Regions from separate parts of the Homo sapiens genome. Here regions 1 and 3 are each linked to region 2. Evidence: read pairs that join two places in POLR2A ChIA-PET (ENCODE). Cell type or tissue: A673. All regions are shown on one strand.

Evidence for each region. ChIA-PET counts read pairs that join two places held together with the same protein. Peaks named below come from ENCODE experiments on the same cell type or tissue, not always from the same donor. Only the 100,000 strongest peaks of a DNase experiment are listed, where the experiment ranks them.
Region 1: POLR2A ChIA-PET joins it to region 2 with 12 read pairs; 1 of 35 experiments calls an interaction of 5 or more read pairs at or near these places.
Region 3: POLR2A ChIA-PET joins it to region 2 with 5 read pairs; 4 of 35 experiments call an interaction of 5 or more read pairs at or near these places.

The regions. Positions count from the first base shown.
Region 1 is chr10:61,980,943-61,988,942 of GRCh38, reverse strand. The region is part of intron 3 of ARID5B (AT-rich interaction domain 5B); the gene reads right to left. Among named protein-coding and RNA genes, the nearest start is that of ARID5B, 83 kb to the right of the region's middle. RefSeq lists enhancers at 531-780, 1,881-2,020, 2,020-2,682. In A673, no CTCF peak of the experiment used is centred here; no DNase peak of the experiment used is centred here; H3K27ac peaks cover 2,781 bases.
Region 2 is chr10:63,668,462-63,676,461 of GRCh38, reverse strand. All of the region lies in intron 2 of LOC107984238 (a long non-coding RNA gene), which reads left to right. The region is part of intron 1 of LOC124902438 (a long non-coding RNA gene); the gene reads right to left. Among named protein-coding and RNA genes, the nearest start is that of REEP3, 150 kb to the right of the region's middle. RefSeq lists a silencer at 2,839-3,133. In A673, no CTCF peak of the experiment used is centred here; a DNase peak (open chromatin) is centred at 4,721; H3K27ac peaks cover 2,884 bases.
Region 3 is chr10:63,335,390-63,343,389 of GRCh38, reverse strand. All of the region lies in intron 2 of JMJD1C (jumonji domain containing 1C), which reads left to right. Among named protein-coding and RNA genes, the nearest start is that of MIR1296, 34 kb to the left of the region's middle. In A673, no CTCF peak of the experiment used is centred here; no DNase peak of the experiment used is centred here.

The DNA of each region.
Region 1 (8,000 bases), 1.7 Mb after region 2:
AAAAAAGTAAAAGAAAAAAAAAGATTACTAGTGACATATTTACATTATTTTTTCATAGTAAGCTCTCAAAATATAGTGTGTATTTTACATTTATAGCATCTCTTGAAGTGGACAAGACACATTGCAAGGGCTTAGTTGTCACAGGTGGCTAGTGGCTACCTTATTGAACAGCATAGCTCTCTTTAGAGCGTCTGCCTGAAAAGAAATTTTAAAATCATTGTGTCCTGGGTCCGAAGAGGCACTTGGGAAAAATGAGGTTGTTCTGTGTACAGGTTCCTTTTGGCCAACTATCTTGAGATAAGATGTTCTGAAATATAGCTAGGAGAGGAGAACAGAACAGGAGGAAAAGCCTCACAGTGCCTGTTATTTCATTGTTCTGATACCCCAAAGCCCCAACAAAGACCCAAAGTTAGCAAGTATAGTTATTTTAGTAGAGATTCTCGCTTGCCACCTTTGGTTTCTGGTGAATAACAAAAATCAATTCAAAGTAAAATAATAATCTCTTAAAAGCTTCAACTGTTAAGACCTGGTGAGAGCCCTCTCCTCTGGGTTAAACATATCCTTCTGCTGTAACCAGCTACAGGTTCACTTGGTGCCATGTCCACAAAACCATCTGCTCTGTTTTCTGTCATGACACCCAGTTGTTCAGAATGGATATTTCTTTCTTTCTTTTTCTAGTGTGCACATTACTAAAAGTAATTTAACAGCTGAAAGAGATACTTATGAAACCTACTGGAAACTGAAACCACTATTTAATCTCACGGCAAAGCAGTCATATAAAAACTCCGGCACCTTCTAATGTGCTGTCACAGTGCACCATGGAAGAACATCATTGAAAGCTGATGATACAGATGTGCTCTGTTTTACTTCCTTTTTGTACAGGGTTAGTACTGAGTAAGCTGATGTAAGACAGGAGGAGGATGGCTCTAGTTTAGCCACCTTTCCCAAAGTACCTACCATCTGCTGAAAATCATTTCCACAGCAAATATCCCCTTTTCCCCAATCTCTAACATCCAAACCTACCTCTCTTTTCTCATAAAAGACAATAAACAAATTGCTCGTGACTACTATATTAATTCCAGTGATAGTTCTGTGGTTTCATACCATGAGTTACCAGTGCTACAGATCCCTGTTTCTGGGTATCTCTCAGATATTTCTTTAAGGTTATTTCTGTTTGAAAGGGTTGGCAAACTATGGGCCAAATTCAGCCCAACACCTGTTTTTGTAAATAAAGTTTTATTACAACATAGTCATGCACATTCATTTACATATTGTCTTTGGCTGCTTTTACACTACGACGGCACAGTTGTGTGATTATAGAGTGGTGCATTTGCCTCAGAGACCTTATGGTGCACAAATCTAAAATATTTACTATCTGGCTCTGCTGACCCTTGATCTAGAGAATATAGTCTTGCTGCCAGAAATCTGCTATTTTGGATCACGAATATCAGCTTAATTTCTAAGATACAGTTACTCTGTAACACTTGGCTGCATTTACTTGTTCAAGCTGGACTCTCCTTTCCAGAATATGGGTTCTTTGAAGGGCAGGAGCTAGGTCTGTAGCATGTCTGAATTCCTAACACCCTGGAAACAAGCGAAGCACATGATAGATTTTTAATTAATGTTGGTTCTTTTTCTGGTTATTCACTGTCCCTCTGTTCTCATCCTACTCCCGGATCTATTACCCATTCTTTCTTCCTTGCTCTGTGACCCCTGAATGTTGTATCATTGGGCTCCCTCATGGGCTGGCTGGCTTCTGCTTGTTCAGCCAATGGGAGACACCTAACAGATCGCATGTGGGAAAGAGTGAGAAGTTGTCATATTTCTTCTCTGCCCCATCTCTGCTTTGGCCTGGCAGCTCTGGCCAAGGCCACAGCTCCACCCTGACGGCAGCTTTCACCAGGTAGCACTATGTCTTCCTCTTGCTTCTTACTAGTGCCCAGATGTCTTCATGGTTCTTTTCACCCTAACCCCATCTCTATAGTCTTCCTTTGGTTCCTTTTGTTAAGCCTTGGGTTCCCAAACTGTAAAATGGACTTAAGAACAGTGACTTCCTGGGGGGTCTTTAACAGTAGTTAAAAGATGCAAAGTAGTCAGGCTAATGTAGCACACAGTGAACGCCCCGTAGGTACTTGTCTGATTATTGCTTTGCAAGCTGTTTTCCAAAGTATGCCAAGGAACACTAGTTCCTTGAGAAAGAAGGGAGTATGTTACCAAGGGTTATGTGGAAAAGGGGCACCACAGCACGGGAAACACTGAGTTTAACAAAAAGTTACACAAACAGCTTGGAGCCTTTAACATGCTAATGGACATTTTAATGCACAGGGGGGAAGATGCTGCTTTTTCTGACTTTATTTTACCATGAAATCCTCTCCCATCCGCTTCCTCACCCTCCCCCACTTTTTTGTCATTCATGGCTCACCTCAACAAGTTAGTGTTTCCCTGATCACATTTTGGGGACATAACACACCCGAATGTTGATTACAGCAATTGCCCTGCTCCCTTCAGCTCTCCTTCTCAGCACACACAGCCAGCTTAACACTGTATAATTACAAATAGTTTATTATGCATGGTATAATCACTCATCTGTATAACACTCCCAAATTTATAAAGCCCTTTCATGTGCTTAGATTCATTCAATCCTCCTAGAATCTCTCTTAGGGTCTGTCAAGAATAGTCCCATTTTATACAGGAGGACACAGGCAGCTCAATGAGGTGAATGACTTGCCCAAGGTCATCCAGCTAATGGCAGGGGCAAGTTGCCTGGCACTATTTTAAATCTCACACTGTTCTCAACACACCCCAGCTGCCTTCTGCTTGACTCTGAACCTCTGAGAAGAGCCCTGTCAGATTCATGGTATTCCCAGGTACCTCTCAGAGACCCTCCAGTGGGCTGGTGGCTTTGAGAATTCTCGTGATTTTTATGAGACGCAAATTTCTGGTTTCAGATTGCAGTATTAAAGAATCTCTTCCAGTCTTGTGTTCAAAACAATCCCTAAGTGAAGCTTGGTGTTGCCTTATTTGGAAGATAATCTCAAAAACAGATGACCATTGCACAGAACACACCTCGCCAGCACAATTCTTTACTTTTAACCCCTTAGAAAGCACATTTCAGCCTAAGTGAAGACAATGGTATTATTATTTCTCTCTATTACTTCTCCTCTTTTGATCCCGGGACAAAGATCCACAACCACCTGATTCTCATCATACACACGTAGCTCACACAATTGCACCCATTGTATCCTCAAAAAGATAAGATTAAAAATGATACGATTACATATATGTAATTTAATGTTTTTTAGGACACTCACAATGCAACCATCACTCCAATCAATTTAGAACATTTTCATCACCCCAAAAGGAAACCTCATACCCATTAACACCCTGGCAACTACTCATCTACTTTCTGTCTGTATAGACTTGCCTATTCTGGACATTTCATATAAATGGATTAACATAATATGTGGTTAAAAAAAAAGGATTTAACATCAAAATGGTCTTCCATCTATTGGCTGGTCAGACACCAAGGGAATACCTTCTGTGGATTAAGAAGTAGCAGGTGGCAAGAGGATAAAGACCAAAAGCCACCATCCCTCTTTAAAGAGGGGTGTATAGCCTAGAAAAGGTGGTGGGCATGTGAACAGATGTATTAAGTTGGTGCAAAAAGTAATTGCGGTTTTTGTCATTAAACAGGATTGCAAAAACCGCAATTACTTTTGCACCAACCTAATACAAGTAAGTGTTCTGACAAGAGTCACAGCAGAGGCAGAATCTTGGTAGCAAAGAGAGTGAAGAAAGTCTTCGCAGGGAAGAGAAACCCCTCAAGCTAACTTTTGAAGGATACATAGAAACTCCCCAGGCAGATTAAAATACCATGACTCATTAATCTTTCCAGCCTGTCAGTCATGAACATTCTCTCTCCTCCTTTGGGCAGCCCTAAGGAAGTTATTATGAGCCCCATTTTTCAGATGGGCAAACTGATGCCAAAAAGAGATTAAGTAATTTAACAACAGTCACACAGCTAAGGAGGCCTGGAGAATAGATCTGGGCCCAATGTGTGGGTCTGCCTGCCCCTGCTGCCTCAAAAGGTCAGAAGGAGAGAGGAGAATCTCCTGTCCCCAGGGCTGTAACTGGTATGAACCAGTGAGGACTCTGGAATTTAGGTGCTGTGTCTGAAATACGGGTTTGGAACTCTGAGAGAACCTTGGTGGCAATGCTATGGGTTTTCTATTAAATCCTGAAGGCAGCGAGGCTGCGCTCATGCATGGTAGTGATGGGCCTACTCTCCATTCCAGCAAGAGTGGAGGATATATTGGAGGATTGTTGTACCTAAACCTTAGCCTTCATCTTCCTCCTTTCACTCAGCTGACTGAGGCCCCCCCCACCTGCTGCCTCCACATGAGCAAGCTCCACTGGCCCCAGTTCAAGGAAGACCACGTTCAATGTCCAGATGAAGTCTCTTCAAGGGAGAAAGAGACCATGCAAGCAGCATCTGAGGGCAAGATCCCAGGAAGAGTAACCTAAGTCTCCTTATGTAGATATGCAAGGATAATGTCTATGCTTTCCTCATGCAGTCAGCGAACCTTTATTTGGTTCCTACTCAGTGCCAAATGCTGTGTTCAGCAGTGGGTTTACATGGGTGAACATGACAGCACCTGCTCTCAGGGAGCTCCCAGTCCTATCCTCCATTGATGGAGAAAACAGATGAGACTCCAGACCAAGGAGGAGTTGGTGGCTCCCAAAGAAACAGTGGAGCCCAGGGGATGAATAATTAAAACGTAAAGCACATCCCAGAGCTCAGCACTTTGAAGGTGTTTATGTCCCAGCTCTGAAAAAGATGTTCTGTATTTCATCTCTGAGTCTGAGATTTTAAAAGCTATGGTTGGTACAACAGTAAGAACAAAAGGGGCGCCTGTAGTCCCAGCTACTCGGGAGGCTGAGGCAGGAGAATGGCGTGAACCCGGGAAGCGGAGCTTGCAGTGAGCCGAGATTGCGCCACTGCAGTCCGCAGTCCGGCCTGGGCGACAGAGCGAGACTCCGTCTCAAAAAAAAAAAAAAAAAAAAAAAAAAAAAAAGAACAAAAGGGGGTTTAAAAAATATAATTTGGATTATGACTGGGTTCATGCAGAAGAAAAATGGATACATCAAGTACATAGTCTACCATTTAAATATTTCCTTTTTCATTTTTTTTTTTTCTGGCACTTGGCTTGCCACAACTTCCATGGGGCAAGTGCTTCATACGCAGGTCAGCAGCCGAGATCTCTCTCAATAATGAACGATATTACTAATATAAAATTTGCCTCAACTGAACTTCAAACCTGATGTGATTTTTTTTTCCTCAGGTGGGATGTGGACAGAGAACATCTATATAATAGGTGTTATCATTCAGGAGGCCTAGACTGAACCAATACTTTGCAGCTAAATGTAATTTGCGAAGCACAATTTAACAGCTCCATTTAGCGACTTTTCACAATCAAGATGATTTCAACAGTCTCTGAACGCCAGCCAAGATACCACCAAAGTATACTTAAATACCAGCAAATATTACATTTTATAAAAATTCCATGTTTGTCTCCTCCGATTTAAGAAAATCACTACTCTTTCTTATCCTTTTAAGTCAAAGCCATTGCAATTCTTCAATTCTAAATGGGAGGAGGAGGAAAGGAAGGGCTTGGATGAGAAAACTGAGGTTTGTATTTCCTAAAATTAATATTCATCTTCCCCTAATTCTCTTTTTATTGGCTGCTAAGCTTTCAGGTCCTTACTTCAAGCCGAGTGAGACACCCAACACACCCTTTCCTTGCTCCAGTAACAAATTTTGAAACTTACAGGACTTCCAACAGCAGTTATTTTAAGGATTTAGTCAGAGGCTCACACAAGCAGCCTCTGAAGGAGCCTCAATATGAGGTTCTAGGCAGCCAAGAAAGAGTCTCTGAGATCCACCAGATCCCTCTACTTTGCCCCAACCTGCAAATCAATCTGGTTATTTAAAGTCATCCTTACTCTTTCTGATCGGAGGGCCAGTTTCTAAATTAAAAAGCAACATAATTCATCACCTTGGCGGGGGTTTATTTCTTATTGCAAGTTGGTCCGTGTTTTGAAATCTGGAAATAAAATCTCATCTTCTTATGTACAATAAGGAGAACAAAAGCAAGGGGCTTCCAGTGTTAGGTTACCATTTCCCAAGGCCAGCCAAATACCCTCCCACCTTTCTCTAACAGCTTCTAAGGCTTTGGAGCTGGAACAAATATTCTCATGCACAAGTTAGTGGAAGAGATTCTTCCAATCAAATTTCCCACCACATGATATCTTGGGCTAGGACGCTCTTTTATAAGTGTCAATGAGTTATTCCCTCATGGATAACGATGAAGAGACTACTTTTCTTTAGCTGTAAGAAATAATTTTTATCTTTGCTCACACCTTCTTTAAAAGCATTTTTTTTAACTCAGAATATATAAATACATCCTTGTTGTAAAAGACAAAGTAATGACTCCCTTGACCTCCTCGCAAACCCTTATACTTTAATGGAGGCTTATGTTTCCACTTCAACAGAGCCTTCTTGAAAACTGGAGAACAGTTGTTCTTGACAAGAAGGAGGCCAAGAAGAAAAGGGAAGAAAACTGGTCCAACAATTCTAGCTCGGTTCTGGGGTGTCTGACTTTTTTTAAAAAATCACCATGAAATAACAGCCCTCTTAATTCTTCTAGAATGTAATTTACTTAGCACAGAGGCAAAAACATCCCACCTATCTGATACACTGTGACAACTCAGAGCACACGGCAAGGATGCAAATCTGTGAAGACAGCCAGCTCTAATCTAACCCCAAGTCTCCAACTCTATACTGCTTCTTCCAACACGTGGAGAAGTGAGAATGATTACATTTTGTTCAAAGTGTCTCATTACATTGATTTAAATAAGATTTCCAAACCTGCAAAAAGAAAAACAGCTTAAAATGCCATTTGTCTTATACAAGACTCTATAAAAAGGCAGGTAGTGAAACCCTGCAGAAACCCAGGTTGGTGGGGACCAAAGTCTCTCCCACCATGGACGTCTGACAGGAGGATAATGGAATTTAGTAACACCTAGGTGAGGTGTTTCTTTTCTGCTTAATGCATCCTTGGATGACCAACATAATGTAACAGACAGGTGTTAAGAGACCTGCATTGAGGAACAGACATTGTGGGTTTTGAGATCATAAACTTGAGGAACTTGTTCCATCTCTGAGAAGATCTCACACACCTGAACAGGTAAGATAAGGTCCAGTTTGCAAACTGCCAAGCACACTTCCTGATGTTTATTAACACCACAGTCATTATGACATTTAATGCCAAACTACAGGGAAAAAAAAGATAAAAACCTCAGGCCAGGCATGGTGACTCATGCCTATAATCCCAGCACTTTGGGAGGCTGAGTCGGGTGGATCACTTGAGGTCAGGAGTTTGAGACCAGCCTGGCCAACATAGCAAAACCCTGTCTCTATTAAAAATATAAAAATTAATTGGGTGTGGTGGTATGCTCCTGTAATCCCAGCTACTTGGGAGGGTGAGGCAGGAGAATCGCTTGAACCCGGGAGGCAGAGATTGCGGTGAGTGGAAAGTGCGCCACTGCACTCCAGCCTGGGTGACAGAGCAAGACTCTGTCTCCAAACAAACAAACAAAACAAAACTCAGGCTACCCACCAAGAGTGTTCAGTTATTGCACTGTCCTGCTAGAATACAGCTGCCTTTGATTGAACATGCACTACAGACAGGCAAGCTCTAAGCCCTTGATGTGTATTTCATCACTGTAGCAATCCTATGAGGGATAAGTTTACTGCTTCCATTTTATAGATGAGGAAATTGAGGCTTAGAGAGATTAAGCAACCTGTTCAAGGTGACTCTGGAACCCAGGTCTGTCTGATTCCAAAGCCCACAGTCATAGCCACTGCTTATAAGTTCTGAGAGAGGCCTGTGCCCAGATGAACCGATGACACAAAGGCAGATGCCACGGAAGCAGCACTG
Region 2 (8,000 bases):
TAGGCCCACTTCTCTGTTGGAGAGTCTGTGATCTACAACCCAAATATGAAGATTTCTTCCAGAATGGGAAGATTGTCCAATTACTTTCAAGTTCCAGGGGTAGCTGGAAAAAAATAAAGGAAGAAATAAGCAGTGCATATTCCGGTCACTCTGCTTTATTTCTTCTCTGTTTCCCTGACAATGAAACTTCCACCTGAGGCTTTATGATGGAGAGAGGCTGATAAGCAGCAGTCCTGAGTGATACAGTGTGCAATTTGGGGTGGGTACCTCACACATTATTTTCTTCATTTCTGAAGACAAATCAAAGTCTTTAGCTTACTTTTTTTTATTATCAACAATGGTAACTATAAACACTATTCGTACCCCCAAATAATTTTCATATTAGTGATATTATTCATAATTCCAACATAAAAGCACAACATAGCAAAGACTTATTTTGGGGAAAGTCTGAAACAGTTAAAAATGACATTAAAAGGCCAGGTGTAGTGGCTCATGCTTGTAATCCCAGCACCTTGGGAGGCTAAGGTAGGAGGATTGCTTCAGCCCAGGAGTTTGAGGCCAGCCTGAGCAACATGGTGAGACCCTATCTCTACAAAAGATTTTTTAAAAAAGAAAATTAGCTGGGCATGGTGACATGCACCTGTGGTCCCAGCTACTTAGGAGGCTGAGGCGGGGTGATCCTTTGAGCCCAGGAGGTTCAGCTGTGTTTGTGCCACTGCATTCCATCCTGGACAACAGATGAGACTCTGTCTCAAAAAAAAAAGAAAAAAAAAAGACATAAAAAAAATCTACAGCCACAGAAAATATATGAACAATTTATAATCCAAATTGTGATTTGAATGCCATGGACAGATTAAAAAAACAAACAAACAAACCTCTCAGTAGAAGCAAAAGTTAATATACCCTAGGCCACTGGTTCTCAAAGTATTGTCCTTAGACCAGCAGCATTAGCATGACCGGATAACTTGTAAGAAACACACATTCTCAGATTCCATTCCAGACCTACTGGTTCAGAAATCTTGGAGATGGAGCCCAGGAATTTGTGCTTTAACAGGCTCTCCAAGTGAATCATATGCATTCTACAGTTTGGGAACAACTGCCCTAATCTGTATATATTATTATCCTTATTTTACCCATAAGGGAACTTGGGCTCATGCATAACCCAGCTAAGAGAGCCTGGGACAAGGGCCAAGCCGTGTGACTCCAAATCTCATGCCCAGTATTGAAAGGGAAAAGAAATGAGCTTAAGAATCAGAAAAATCTCTGATTCCTAAGACAGAAGCTTTTTTAGCTAAGGTAGAAAAAAATTATTTAAAACTTAGCCCTCAGAGATTTCACCTGTGATATAGGGATAGTAATAACGTAACCCCAAAGAGTTTTTGGTGAGAAACAAATTGGATAAGGTATAAAACCGTGATTTTAGACCATAAAGAGTCATAAAATTTTGATCATTACTTCTACGTCTTTTTGATCTTCTGAGAAAACATGTTTCGGTTGCTATATCATGTTTCTAACTACAGGATATACAACGAAAGTTTTAAACACAATCTACTTCCATTTTTGTTTCCCGCTATAAGTTTTTCCTCCAAACTGCAAAATTACATGAGCTATAACTTTACTCAAGACAAAGTTATGATGACCCATATTTCTGTATAGGGAAAAGGGATAATGCTAAGTGGCATTTTTCTAGAAAAGAATCAAGTGATTTTCATTTAACAAAAGCATTTATTTAAGATGAGATGATGTGTATCTTATGCTTTCAGTTTATAGGGGTGACTTTCACAAGTAAATTATCATTCTACATTTATTTTATACAAATAATTTTTTTTTTTTTAAACAGGGTCTCACTCTGTCACCCAGGCTAGAATGCAGTGGCATGATCATGGCTCCCTGCAGCCTCGACCTCTCAGGCTCAGGTAATCCTTCTACCTCAGCCTTTGGAGTAGCTGGGACCACAAATTAGCCAGCATGCCTGGCTAACTGTTATTTTTTTGTAGAGACAGGGTCTCGCCATATTACCCAGGCTGGCCTCAAACTCCTGGCCTCAAGCAATCTACCCACCTCAGCCTCCCAAAGTGTTGGGATTACAGGTGTGAGCCACCACGCACAGCCTGACATTTTTAATGTAACATTTATTGCATCCTAAGTGGCCTTTATATAGAAACCTCATAAACTATATATGCTTTCTTTAACACTATTATAAATAGCTCTGAAATTACAAAAAGCTATCAAAACAATTTTTAAATACCTGTATTTCTACTGATCAGCAATAGCTGCCTTTAGCATTTTGGTTTTTGTCTTTCCAGAATTTTTCACATATGCATAACACACTCATATATATTTAAACAAAATAGAGCATTTGATGTTTCCACTTATCAGTATATTGTGAAAATATTTCCAGGTAATCACTTCTGCTGAATCAGCTTAAATGCCTGCATTATATTCTACTGGATGGATGGATTAGATGGATGAATGAGGGATTAACCAATCACTTACTATTAGACATTTATATTTTTATAGTTATTTGTCTTTTTTAACATGATTCAGTGAACACTGCAGACTGGCCTAATTATCCTCTCAGAATACATTCTTAGAAGCAGACTTTCTGGATCAAAGAGAAGCACAATTTTAAGGCTTTTGATTCACATTCCAAATTGCCTTTACAGAAAGATTGTACTTTTACTCTTGCCAGTAGTATATAAGTGCCAGTTTTCCAACATTCTCCTCTTTGGAAAGAAAATCTTTTCCATTCTAATATGTCGAAATTATGTCAAAATATGTCAAAAATAATATTTCATTGTTATTTTAATATGCATGTATTTGATTACTAGTGAGACTGATCATCTTTTAATAGGAATAGCAGGCACTGTGAGGCCTTCCATATCCTCCAGCTTCCACCTCTGTAGCCACTGGCTGCTTACTCAGAGGACCTGTTGAAACAGGAAAGTTCCTGACTCCCCCAACACAGGATGTGCAACAGAGGTGTGGCTCCACTGTGTGTGCTCAAACCCCTTATGGGAGAGGCGGCACGCATATGGGCAGGTACGGGAGCCAGGGCAAGCGCCCCTGGGCTCTGGCCCCACAGCAGTGTCCAGGGGTGGAAGCCTGTGACTCCCAAAGCCCAAGTGGGCGTGTGTCATGGTGCGCTCCTTTAGCCTTGCTGTTCGTGGATGACTTAAGTGTTAACCAGGTCAGTGCCCTCTTGGTACCCAGGTGATTGTCCGGAGTCCAGGAAGAATCCGGTGGCACATGGACTTGAAGGATGAATGCGGGGATTTTATTGAGTGGTGGAGATGGCTCTCAGCAGGATGGATGGGGAGCTAGAAGCAGAATGAACTGGAAAGATGATCTTCTTCTGGAGGTTGGCTGTCCAGTGGCCCACCTCCTCTCCAAATGTCCCCAGCCAAAATCTTCTCGGCATTCAGACGCTCCTTCTCTTCTGTCATGCCGTGCTGCCATTCTTCTGCTCTTCTGTTCGTCTCCTTGTGGAGCCAGGGGTTTGGGGTATGGGTACATGATAGGGGGTGTGGTGGGCCAAAAGTCAACTTTTGGGTGCAAAAACAGGAATGCCTGTTCCCATTTAGGGCCGCAGGTTTCCAGGCTTGAGGGAGGGGCATTTGCCAGGGAACTGCCCTCTTCTTTCCAGCATTTCCCTGTCTCCTGTCCAGATCACTGTGACTGCTGAGAGTGTTTCTTTGGTTTAACAGCAGGAAGAAGCTGTGCAAGAGTAGCAGGAAGTGCCAGAGAATTAACACTCCAAGGAGCAACCAAGTTGAGGTATAGGTGCCCAGTGGCACCCTGTTGAGGGGTAAATATCCCGCTTGTTAGGTGCGGTAACTCTGGGGAATGTTTTACACTGTCTCCCAGAGCTCCCTGGCAGGACTGAATCCCAGTTGCCCACAAAGGAAATGGCTTGAGGTACCCTTTGCTGGCTTCCTTCCTTTCCCTATTTCACTTCCCCACTTCCTGTCAGTGTTTTCTAGGATCATCTCCCAAGTAAACAACTTGAACTTGAATCCTTGTCTCAGGATCTCTGTCTGGGCTAGGGAACCCAAACCAAGACAATACGTTTTTCTTTGTTTGCCTTATTTAGTCAATTACCTGATCATTCATATATTTTTCCCATTTTGATATTGGAATTAGAATTACCTATTTTAAAATACTAAGGAAGGAAATATTAAGAAGGAAAAGATATTTGTGAAGGGTGACACTGATAGGTCACAAATCAGGAGCTTGCCAGATAATTAGTTAGCATGAAATTCAAATTGTCTTGAGATAGGTTAAGATTTAAAGTATGACAAGTTATTAAAAACAACTATTATATTCCAAGGTAATTGTCCCCTTTTAATCTTAGATGTGTCTTTAGTGGCTATTGAACTAAAGATTTCTTGGAGATAAAAATGAACTAAAATGTAGGAAAAGGAAAAAAACTAGAAAACTATGGTGAGGAGAATATTTTAGCCAAGGTGTACTAAATGTGTTGATTGAGTGCTATAAGCAAAGCTACATTCAAAAGTGTAAATATGCTCAAAATAGACTGTGATTATTTTTAGGGAGTGATTATGGTTCAGTGAGAAAACTGTTGAGGAGGTTTAACATGGAGAGATATTTTGGGTCAGATGACATTTTCTAGTGTCTAAAATCAATATGTTCTTAATTAAAGCACCAATCTCCCAAGAAGGCTCTGAAAGGCATAAACAATGTTAAACTAAGCTGGATCAGAGCCCAGAAAGTCAGCCAGACTAGGAGTGCATACAACTAGGGAGGAAAGAAAAAAAAGGAAGAAAAAACAACTTTCAAATGCAACTAACGATTTGGAGTTGGGGGATGGAGACAGAGGAGGGGGTAGAGACAACAAAAGAAAATTGCCAGTTTGCATCTTGCTCTGGGCCAGGAATCAGATGATCACTCCAGAAGAATCTGTTCAGAGGCCATTCTTCCAGCTGCACAATTGAAGCATTTGCAAAGGTAAAACAAGGACAATCAGACAACCTAGCTCGCCTTGTATGGGCAATGAAAGCTTTTAAGGAGGACACACAGAATACAAATCCACAGGAGTGAAACTTAAAAGGCTCTGCAGGTCTGTGACTGCCCCCTGCTTTCATGCCACATCTAGCAGAGTTAAATGAAAAAAAATGTGACTCAGTCATTTTAAGGTGTTTTATCAGGACAGATCCTAATGTTTTTCTGAACTTACAAGATACACTAAGGTTATGTGTCTACACAACAGAGACTATCCAGAAGAAATGTGGAAAATTCAGCACAGGTTAGAGTTAGTGCAAGTGATGACTGCTGGATCCCAAATCTGGTTGAGATTTATTAAAAGATAAATGCTCAATAATCCATCAGCTCTGTGTTAGTCAGATTCAAAGAGCTCACAGTCTAATTGGTCAGGAAGAGATTCCGCTGAATATATCTGTCTCAAACTAAAGATGTATCTACTTAAGTACATTTATTAGGTGCTCCTCCAACCATTACCACTAAATAAAGAGAATTTATTACATTGCCTGCCTCACCATATACTGAATTATTTAAGACTGTCAGCAGCCATCAACTAAATAAGCAAGGATAGAGGTGGTTTTGGGGAAACTCCATTAAAGTACATTACCAATGCATATTAGTCAGAATAGACTTTGGTTTTCTGTGATAGCAAACTACCCCTAAATCTCAGTGGATTCATCCAGCACAGTTTCTTTCTTGCTCACACTACATGTTCCAGGTAAATCAGCAAATATTGCTCCACATAGTCTCTGAAGGACTTGGGCTGATGAAGGCTCCACCAGCTCATCGCTGCACCATCTGGAATACGTGGCCAGGAAGCGGAGGTGGAAGAAGAGAAACTAAAGGGAATCCCACACATGTCACTTCTGCTCATGTTTCATTAGCCAGGATTAATCCCACGGCTCCTTCCAAGCACAGGCAGTTGACAAGTGCTGTGTCATTTGTGCCTGAAAGAGGAAGGGGAAGGAGCCGGATATGGGAGTAATTTCCACATACGCATATTAGTGACCTGGAATTCTGGAGGTTTTCCTAGCACAACGTGATTTCCTAGCATAATCGAGGTCGAGAGGCAAAGCTAAGGATACATAACAAAAGGCATGAGCCCCAGCTCAGAGGTCCCAAACCAAGGCCAGGAGCCAAAGAGGGAGGGAGGTTTGGACAGCCACGAACAAAGGAGGGAGCATCAAAATCCTGATAATGTCTTATGGCAAAGCTAACCTGTCATAAAGCTATTTTAATTGACTTTGTTTTCATGCAAAGTGGCTTTTCCCTCAGGCATCTTAAATATGTCACTTGATAATTGACATCACACCATCTGCATTTTTCAAAGTATGGTCCTTGTATCACTGGGAACAGATATATCTGAGGGGCTTCAGAGAAATACAGATTTCTAGGATCCAACCAAGATTTTACGGATTAGAATCTCTGAAGGAGGTTCCAGGAATCTGCATTTTTTTTTGAGATGGAGTCTTGCTCTGTCACCTAGGCTGGAGGGCAGTGGCGTGATCTCGCCTCACTGCAATCTCCGCCTCCTGGGTTCAAGCAATTCTCTGCCTCAGCCTCCTGAGTAGCTGGGATTACAGGTGCCCACCACCACGCCTGGCTAGTTTTTTGTATTTTTAGTAGAGACGGGGTTTCACCATCTTGGCCAGGCTGGTCTTGAACTCCTGACCTTGTGATCCACCCGCCTCAGCCTCCCAAAGTGCTGGGATTACAGGCATGAGCCACCGTGCCGGGCCAGGAATCTGCTGTTTAACAAGTAACCCCTAGGTAATTCTATGCATTCTCAGCTTTGGGATTCTGTTTTTGACTTGTGCCAGAATCTAGGGAAAGTCCGAGATCTGGGTTGGGTTTAGGCCCTGGGAGAATGCCCTGCATGGTCCTGGTCACCAAGTAGAACCTGCCCTACCACGAGAAGGCATTTGGTAAAGTCAAGACCGTGCATTTAGGTTAAATGGGGGACTTTTCTGGAGGAGGAAGATTTAAGAGCATATAAACTAGGTTGATTCTGAGATCCTGAAAAACTGGGTTTGGGAAGGACTGGCTAAACACAGAGTAGCTTCAAGGACAACAGAACTTGTAGGTAGGTATTCAATGAATTGACAATGGTGGGGATAAAGAAGCGCCCAGTTTCTGAGGTTGAGTTTTGGAAATGGTCAGGTGGAGCAGATGAGGGCCTTTGGACTTCTTCGGCACATGCTGCAAGTGCTGCTCCTTAAACAGGCTGGGCTGGGCAGAGAGGGAACAGCTGGTGAATCCTGAACCCTTTTTGCTGAGATTATGGGAGGTGGGGTGTGGAAGGAGGGCAGACAAACTGTAAGAAACACTGTCACGGCTATTAGAAACTTTTTTAGAATAGAGAGAAAAGTACCTACCAGACAATTAGAAAACAGAGCTATTACACACATTACAGGAGGGAGGAGTGAAAGCAAAATGGATGCATCACAAAGTTTTGTGACATCCACAACTCACAAAAATTAATGGGCATCTGTGGGTTAAACACCGAGAAGAAATTCAGATATCCAAACAAAATTAAGACTATGAATCTTGGGCTGGAAAGTAAGAATATGGAAAGAAAGCAGAATGTATATGTATATGGAGGACTATCTCCAAAATGTCAACTGTCTAACCCTAAAAAGTTATTTCACAGTTGCAGAAGAAATCATTTTGCTTAACTGGAAACATTTATTAGCTGCAAAATGCACAAGCCCCTGTGAGCTCTTCAAACATATGATCAGAAAGTGAGCTATCTGCCCGGCACGGTGGCTCAGGCCTGTAATCCCAGCACTTTGGGAGGCCGAGGCAGGCGGATCACAAGGTCAGGAGATCGAGACCATCCTGGCTAACATGGTGAAACCCCGTCTCTACTAAAAATAGAAAAAATTAGCTGGGCGTGGTGGTGGGCGCCTGTAGTCCCAGCTACTCGGGAGGCTGAGGCAGGAGAATGGTGTGAGCCCAGAAGGTGGAGCTTGCAGTAAGCCGAGATTGCGCCACTGCAC
Region 3 (8,000 bases), 330 kb after region 2:
GTTTTTTTTTTTGTTTTTTTTTTGAGATGGAGTTTCACTCTTGTCACCCAGGCTGAAATGTAATGGTATGATCTTGGCTCACTGTGTCCTCCACTTTCTGGGCTCAAGCAATTCTCCTGCCTCAGCCTCCCGAGGAGCTGGGACTACAGGTGTGTGCCACCATGCCCAGCCAATTTTTAAAAAAATTTTTTGTAGAGACAGGGTTTCGCCATGTTGTCCAGGCTGGTCTTTAATTCCTGAGCTCAAGCGGTCTGCCTATCTTGGCCTCCCAAAGTTCTGGGATTGCAGACGCGAGCCACTGTGCCTGGCCAAAATCAGTTATTTTTTTAATGCAGGTTGAGTATCCTTATCCACAATGCTTGGGGCTGGAAGTGTTTTGGATTTTGGATTTTTTCAGGTTTTAGAATATTTTCATATACTTGAGATATCTTGGGGAGGTGACCCAAGTCTAAACACAAAATTTGTTTATATTTTGTATACACCTTATATACATAACCTGAAGGTAATTTTAAATAATATTTTAAATAATGGTGTGCATTAAACAAAGTTGTGTACATTAGAAAGCAAAATTATCACTATTGCAGCCACCCATGTGGACAGTCATGGTTATCACCATTTTTGAATCTGAAATTATATGCTATTGATAAGTAATCATTTTCTTATATTTATTCACACAAAACTACTGAACAGTAAAAATATGAAATATCATTAGTACAGTGAAGAAATAATGTGTTCACTGTAACTAATCAGCACAGTAGCATTACCAGAATACCTGTATCAGATATTAACAGCAAGAACAGACAACAGGCTTTCAGTCTCCACCTCTGATGCTGTGTTTTGATTAAAAGGTTACTGTACATTGTATTTCTTTTAGGTGAGAAGAAAGCTTAGAAGCATTTGAGGACCAGGAAGTGGGTCCTCTAGTGATGAGGAGGTATTCTGCTAGATGGCTTTTTAAAATGTTTTCCCCAGTGTCATCTGCCTCATTAACAATGGTTTTTGTCTTAGAGGTCTCTCTTTGATTTTATAAACTGACATGATTTCTTGTTCTGTTATGAATGCACAATGCTTTAGTCCTTCAGTAAGCCCATCACACATTTTTACCATGTCATGCATAGGCACTTTTTCCTGCAGTGTTTAACAATGTCATCTTCATTGTCACTTATTATAATCACTTTGACTCAGAACCATTTTGGCTATTTCACTATTGGTTAATGAATGAACAATTGGAATATCATTATCAGTGTCAAAGTCGTCTTCGTTATCTACTTCCTTTAGCTTACTGATGGACAGTGATGGAATTTGTTTTGCATATGTAAGAAGGTTGGAAACTTTTTTCTCACTTGACACACAGAATTCTTCAAAGTCACCATTTGTTCACCATCATCACTGAATATAGTTACAAGTCACCATTTGTTCACCATCATCACTGAATATAGTTACAGGCACACATAACTGCATCATTAGTAACTGTGTCCAAAGCGTTGGCAACAGCGTATGTGGCATCTTCACCTTTTTTGAAAACCTTCCACACCTACAGTTCTGTTTTACTGCTGTTAGCATGTCGTTCAAGAACGTGTGTTAATATTTACTCGTTATTGATCTAAAGATACCCTGGTCGCATGGCTGAATTAATGAAGTCACATTTGGGGGAAAGTACATGACACGAACATTATTTTTAATGAGAATTTCAGCTGAAGGATAATTAGAACAGTTGAAGGAATAAGAAAATCTTGCAGTCATCATTCTGTCCAGCTTCTCTGCAGTGAACATGAGCTACTGGTAGAGAATGTTTGTGAAACCATTCAAAAAAGATGTCCCATTCCTTTTCATTAGCTTAATATGGGCTGGTAAGAAATTCACTCCTCGAAAACAGGGAGGACACAAGTTTTTGCCTGTCATAGGAAGTGTACATTTATGTATGCATATTGTATTAACGTATCCCAACACAGTTATTCTGTCCTTGGCATCCTTAATGCCTGTAGAGGCTGTCTCATCAGCTGTAGTCAGTGTCTTTCTAGGGCAGTAACGCCACAACATTGATGTTTCATCAGTATTATAGATTTGTTCTGGCGTCACATTTTCATAAGCAATGACCTTGGCAAATTTGTCAATGAATTTCTGTACTGCTTCATGATCAGCAGATGCTTTATCACCATAAACCTTTAAAAATGCAATGCTGTGCCTTTTCATAAATTTGTGCAACCCACCTATTGAGTATTTATAGTTCCCTTCAGTTTTTCAGCTCATCCGGATGGATATTTGCTTGTGTCATGATCAGAATACCATTAAGTGGCATTTGTTCACTGTGACACTGTTGGATTCATTCTTTTAATACACAGTTGAAATCTTCATTTTTAGCTTTGTACAGCATTTCTCACTAACTTCTGTTTATGAATTTCAGCATGTAACTAACTGTCTTTTGTTTCTTCTACTTTTTTTTTAAGATGGAGTCTTGCTCTTTTCGCCCAGGCTGGAGTGCAGTGGCGCGATTTCAACTCACTGCAACCTCCATCTCCTGGGTTCAAGCGATTCTCCTGCCTCAGCCTCCCAAGTAGCTGGGATTTCAGGTGCCTGCCACCACGCCCAGCCAATTTTTGTATTTTTAGTAGAGATGGAGCTTCACCATGTTGGCCAGGCTAGTCTCAAACTCCTGACCTCAGATGATCCACCTGCCTTGGCCTCCCAAAGTGCTGGGATTACAGGGGTGAGCCACTGCGCCTGGCCTATCCTTTTGTTTCTTCACGTTATATTAATATATGGTGGTCATGCCAGCACCATACTGTTTTGTAAGACATGTTACAGTTACACTGCTCTCCAGTTTCTCTAACAACTTGACTTTCTGTGATATAAACATAAATGCCTTCTCTCTTTTTAATAACCGTTACCCGTAGGAATATCTGAAGGACTTTTTGACATTTTCAATAGTATCTTTACACCACAGAGCAGAGAATAAGTAAAAAAACAAAAAACCACACACACACAGTGAGCAATGCACATAGGTCTTGGCTCCATGTGGAGCCTGCCATTGTCATGTCCTGCCTGTGTATGTGCCATTTTGGCCAACTTTATGTGCACACATGTGTGGGGTAATCTGGGCGTATTCAGAAAAGATATATTGCAGCTAAAGGGGGCTGAGAGGGTCTTTTTTTCCCTCAGGGTTGCTGAATAAACTGTGTGTTTGTATGCCTGCATTTTGTCTGTGAATTGTCACATGAGGTCAGGTGTGGAAATTCCCACATGTGGTGTCATTTTGGTGCTCAGACATCAGATTTTCAGATTAGGGATGCCCAACCTATATATGTGTAATTTACTTATTATTTATTTATTGAAATGAAGTCTCACTCTGTCACCCAGGCTGGAGTGCAGTGGCGCTATCTCAGCTCACTGCAACCTCCGCCTCCTGGGTTCAAGCATTTCTCCTGCCTCAGCCTCTCAAGTAGCTGGGACTACAGGGACTACAGGTGCATGCCTGTAATGAGAATTTCAGCTGAAGGATAATTAGAACAGTTGTCAAGGAGTAAAAAAATCTTGCAGTCATCATTCAGTCCAGCTTCTCCGCAGTGAACCTGAGCTACTGGTACAAAATGTTTGTGAGACCACATCCGGCTAATTTTTGTATTTTTAGTAGAGACGTGGTTTCACTATGTTGTCCAGGCTGGTCTTAAACTCCTGACCTCAAGTGATCCACCTGCCTTGACCTCCCAAAGTGCTGGGATTATAGGCGTGAGCCACTGCGCCTGGCCTACATTTAATTTTTTTTTTTAAATTAGAGATGGTGGTCTCACTATGTTGCCCAGGCTGGTCTTGAACTCCCTGACTCAAGGGATCCTCCCATCCCTGCCTCTGAAAGTGCTGGTATTACAGGCGTGAGCCAGCACACCTGGCCTCAACCTATATACTTAATGTATTTCTTGTTTTTGCATCTACTCTAGTCATTATCTCAGCCTGCAATGTGTTTTGTTCATTCCTCCACCATTTTCTCATACCGTGTATATGCAAGTGTTATTTTTTCAAGGTTTAGTTGAAGCTCTATTTTTTTTGTCACCCTCACTTTTCTTGATCTTATGTCTAAGAATGAGAAATGGTTTAAAGAAAAATACAGGATATAGCTAGTATATAATTGCTTACAGCACTGTTTCCTAAGATGTCTGTATTTGCCTTAGTGCAGCAAGTCTCTTCAGTGAATCTCTTATTTTGCTCCTTTACATTGGTGTATACAGTACCATCTTCTCCCTGTTGGGCTGGCTAGATCTGTTAGGCAGGTGGTAAAGTGGTATCTACCAGCTTGTAGAATGGTAATAGAAATATATTTTTTGTTTTTTTACCATAAACAAGGGGCCTCTTGGGATGAAGAAAACATATTTGCTCATTCTCACATCTTCATAAAGTGAAACAATAATCTTTCATACTACACAAGATGAAGAATTAAACTAAAGGCTGGGTGCAGTGGCTCACGACACCTGTAATCCCAGCACTTTGGGAGGCTGAGGCGGGTGGATCACCTGAGGTTGAGAGTTCAAGACCAGCCAGACCAACATGGAGTAAACCCTGTCTCTACTAAAAACAGAAAGTTAACTGGGCATGGTGGCACATGCCTGTAATCCCAGCTACTTGGGAGGCTGAGGTAGGAGGATCGCTTGAACCCAGGAGGCAGAGGTTGCGGTGAGCTGAGATTGCACCATTGCACTCAAGTCTGGGTAACAAGAGCGAAACTCTATCTCAAAAAAAAAAAAAAAAAAAAAAAAATCTAAGGAGCAGAAAGATATTTGATTATTCAAAATGTTTAAAGTTTGTAGTGGCTAATGTAGCATGTGTAGTCAGCCCTTAAGCTTCCTTGAAATGATGCCACTATATCTAGGTCTATCTTAGCGGTGCCTACTTAAATTTTATCTGAAAAGTTTCAAAAACAGCCAGGCAACAACAACAAAACAAATCATTAAGATCCAAATCAAGGGCTGAGAATGGTGGCTCATGCCTGTAATCCCAGTACTTTGGGAGGCTGAGATGGAATAATTTCTTGAGGCTAAGAGTTCAAGAGCAACCTGGGCAACATGGTGAAACTCCATCTTATAAGAATTTTTTAAATAAGCTGGGCATGGTGGTGCACATTTGTAGTCCCAGCTACTTGGGAGGCTGAGGCAGGAGGATGGCTTGAGCCCAGGAGCTTGAGGCTGCAGTGAGATCTGATTGCACCAGTGCACTCCAGCCTGAGTGACAAAGTGAGACTCTGTCTCTTAAAACTGATGATATTCAGATTTACTCTAAAGAGCTCCAGATAAACTCTTTAGAAATAGTATTTCTGTTTATTTATGTTGGTCTTTTACCGCTGTGAAAAGAAAACTTGGGTTAGTGGTCAGCTGACATGGGTTTTACTCTCAGCTTTCTTTATGAAGATTATGAGCTTGTATGTTATTTAACCTCTTATAGTTTTACTTGCCACATCTTCATCTTGAGATTCTTATGGTGATTAAGACAATGAATATGAAGTGGTTTTAGTTTACAATTTTAAATTATCAAATACTTTGCGAAGAGATTTCTTACTATAGTAATAACAACAGAATGTCACTAAATATACCTTACCTCTGGGAGAAAAGGGCATGAGAGCATGATCACACATCTTCTGGCTCATCAGCTTGCTCTTCCTCAAGTGGTAGGAAGAATGAGGGAATCTGTAATCTATATGAGGCTTCCCCAAGGAACAGGACTGCCACTGTTAGTGGATTACTGTGAGGAACAATAGCGGATTTTTTTTCTTTTCTTTTTCTTTTCTTTTCTTTTCTTTTCTTTTCTTTTCTTTTCTTTTCTTTTCTTTTCTTTTCTTTTCTTTTCTTTTCTTGTCCTCTCCTCCCCTCCCCTCCCTTCCCCTCCCTTCTCCTCCCTTCTCTTTTCTCTTCTTTCTCCTTCCCTCTCTCTCTCCCTCCCCCCCCCCCGCCTTCTCTTTCTTTCTGACGGAGGCTCACTCTGTCACCCAGGTTAGAGTACAGTGGCAAGACCTCGGCTCACTGCAAGGTTTGCCTCCCAGTTTCAAGCAATTCTCCTGCCTCAGCCTCCCGAGTAGCTGGTACTACAGGCGTGTGCCACCACGCCCGGCTAATTTTTATATTTTCAGTAGACATGGGGTTTCACCATATTGACCAGGCTGGTCTCAAGTGCCCAGTCTCAGTGGTGCCCGTGCCGGTCTCAATGGTGGAGTTTCTATGATTTTACAAAGCATTTCTTAACTTGGAAGTTAAGAGGGCTAGAGTTGGCCAGGCATGGTGGCTCACACCTGTAATCCCAGCACTTTGGGAGGCCAAGGTGGACGGATCACCTGAGGTCAGGAGCTTGAGACGAGCCTGGCCAACATGGTGAAACCCCCTCTCTACTAAAAATACAAAAATTAGCTGATTGTGGTGGCGGGCACCTGTAATCTCAGCTACTTGGGAGGCTGAGGCAGGAGAATCGCTTGAACACAGAAGGCGGAGGTTGCAGTGAGCCAAAATCACGCAACTGCACTCCAGGGGCAACAGAGCAAGTCTCTGTCTTAAAAAACAAACAAAAAAAGAGGGCTAGAGTTGAATGCAGTGGGCACTAATTAGGAATTAGCTTTTCCTGGCTCACACTCTGTTTATTTGCATTCTTCTATAAGGGAAAATGACAAGTTGATATCGGATTGTCAGGGTTTTCTAATATAGGATTTGTGTGAAACCAAGCAGCCATAACACCTTGATGATGTCATTGAGACAGATGGTGAGTGCTGACCCTTTATAATATTTGTCCTTTGTTTTTTAGATTAACTATCTCATTCTTCTTTTTTATTTATTCTATAGATTTTAAAGTATCCTAGGAAATAGCTTTAGGGATCGTGATGTGGAAACTAATGGAAAATTAAATGTATTATTAGGATTGAAATCTGGGTAAGTAGTTTTATTTATTTATTATTATTTTTTGAGACAGAGTCTTGCTCTGTCGCCCAGGCTGGAGTTCAGTAGTGCAATCTTGGCCCACTGCAACCTCTGCCTCCTGGGTTCAAGCAGTTCTCCTGCGTCAGCCTCCCAAGTAGCTGGGATTACAGGCACATCCCACCATGTCCAGCTAATTGTATTTTTGGTTGAGACGGGGATTCACCATGTTGGCCAGGCTGGTCTCGAACTCCTGACCTCAGGTGATCCTCCTGCCTTCGGCCTCCCAAAGTGCTGAGATTACATGGTTAATACAATTTTAAGGGTGGTATTAGATATTTGTGTTTCATAGACGTGGTTTTTTTCTTTTTTTCTTATTTTTTTTGAGACAGGGTCTCACTCTGTCACTCAGGCTGGAGTGCAGTGGTGCGATCTCCGCTCACCGCAGCCTCCGCCTGCGAGGTTTAAGTGATTCTCCTGCCTCAGCCTCCCGAGTAGCTGGGACTACAGGCACAAGCTACCTCGCCTGGCTAATTTTTGTATTTTAAGTAGAGATGGGTTTTCACCATGTTGCCCAGGCTGTTCTTGAACTCCTGACCTCAGGTGATCTGTCTGTGTTGGCCTCCCAAAGTGCTGGGATTACAGGCGTGAGCCACGGTGCCCAGCCAAAGTGTTTTTTTTTTAGGAAAATATTATGCCAGGCGCCGTGGTTCATGCCTGTAATCTCAACACTTCGGGAGGCCGAGGCAGGCAGATCACTTGATGTCAGGAGTTCAAGAACAGTCTGGCCAACATGGTGAAACCCCGTCTGTACTAAAAATACAGAAATTAGCTGTTGCAGTGGCAGGTGCCTGTAATCCTAGCTACTTGGGAGGCTGAGGCAGGAGAATGGCTTGAACCCTGGAGGCGGAGCTTGCGGTGAGCCGGGATTGTGCCACTGCACTCCAGCCTGGGCGTCAGAGTAAGACTTTGTCTCATAACAAAACAAAAAAACAAGTATGATGGTTCAGATTGCACATTGCAGTGAAAATGCCAACTTTTAAGGGGAATTATATTTGGAATCAATTTTCTTTTTAACTGAATATTAAATGGAATATTTAGCTTTTTAACTGGAAT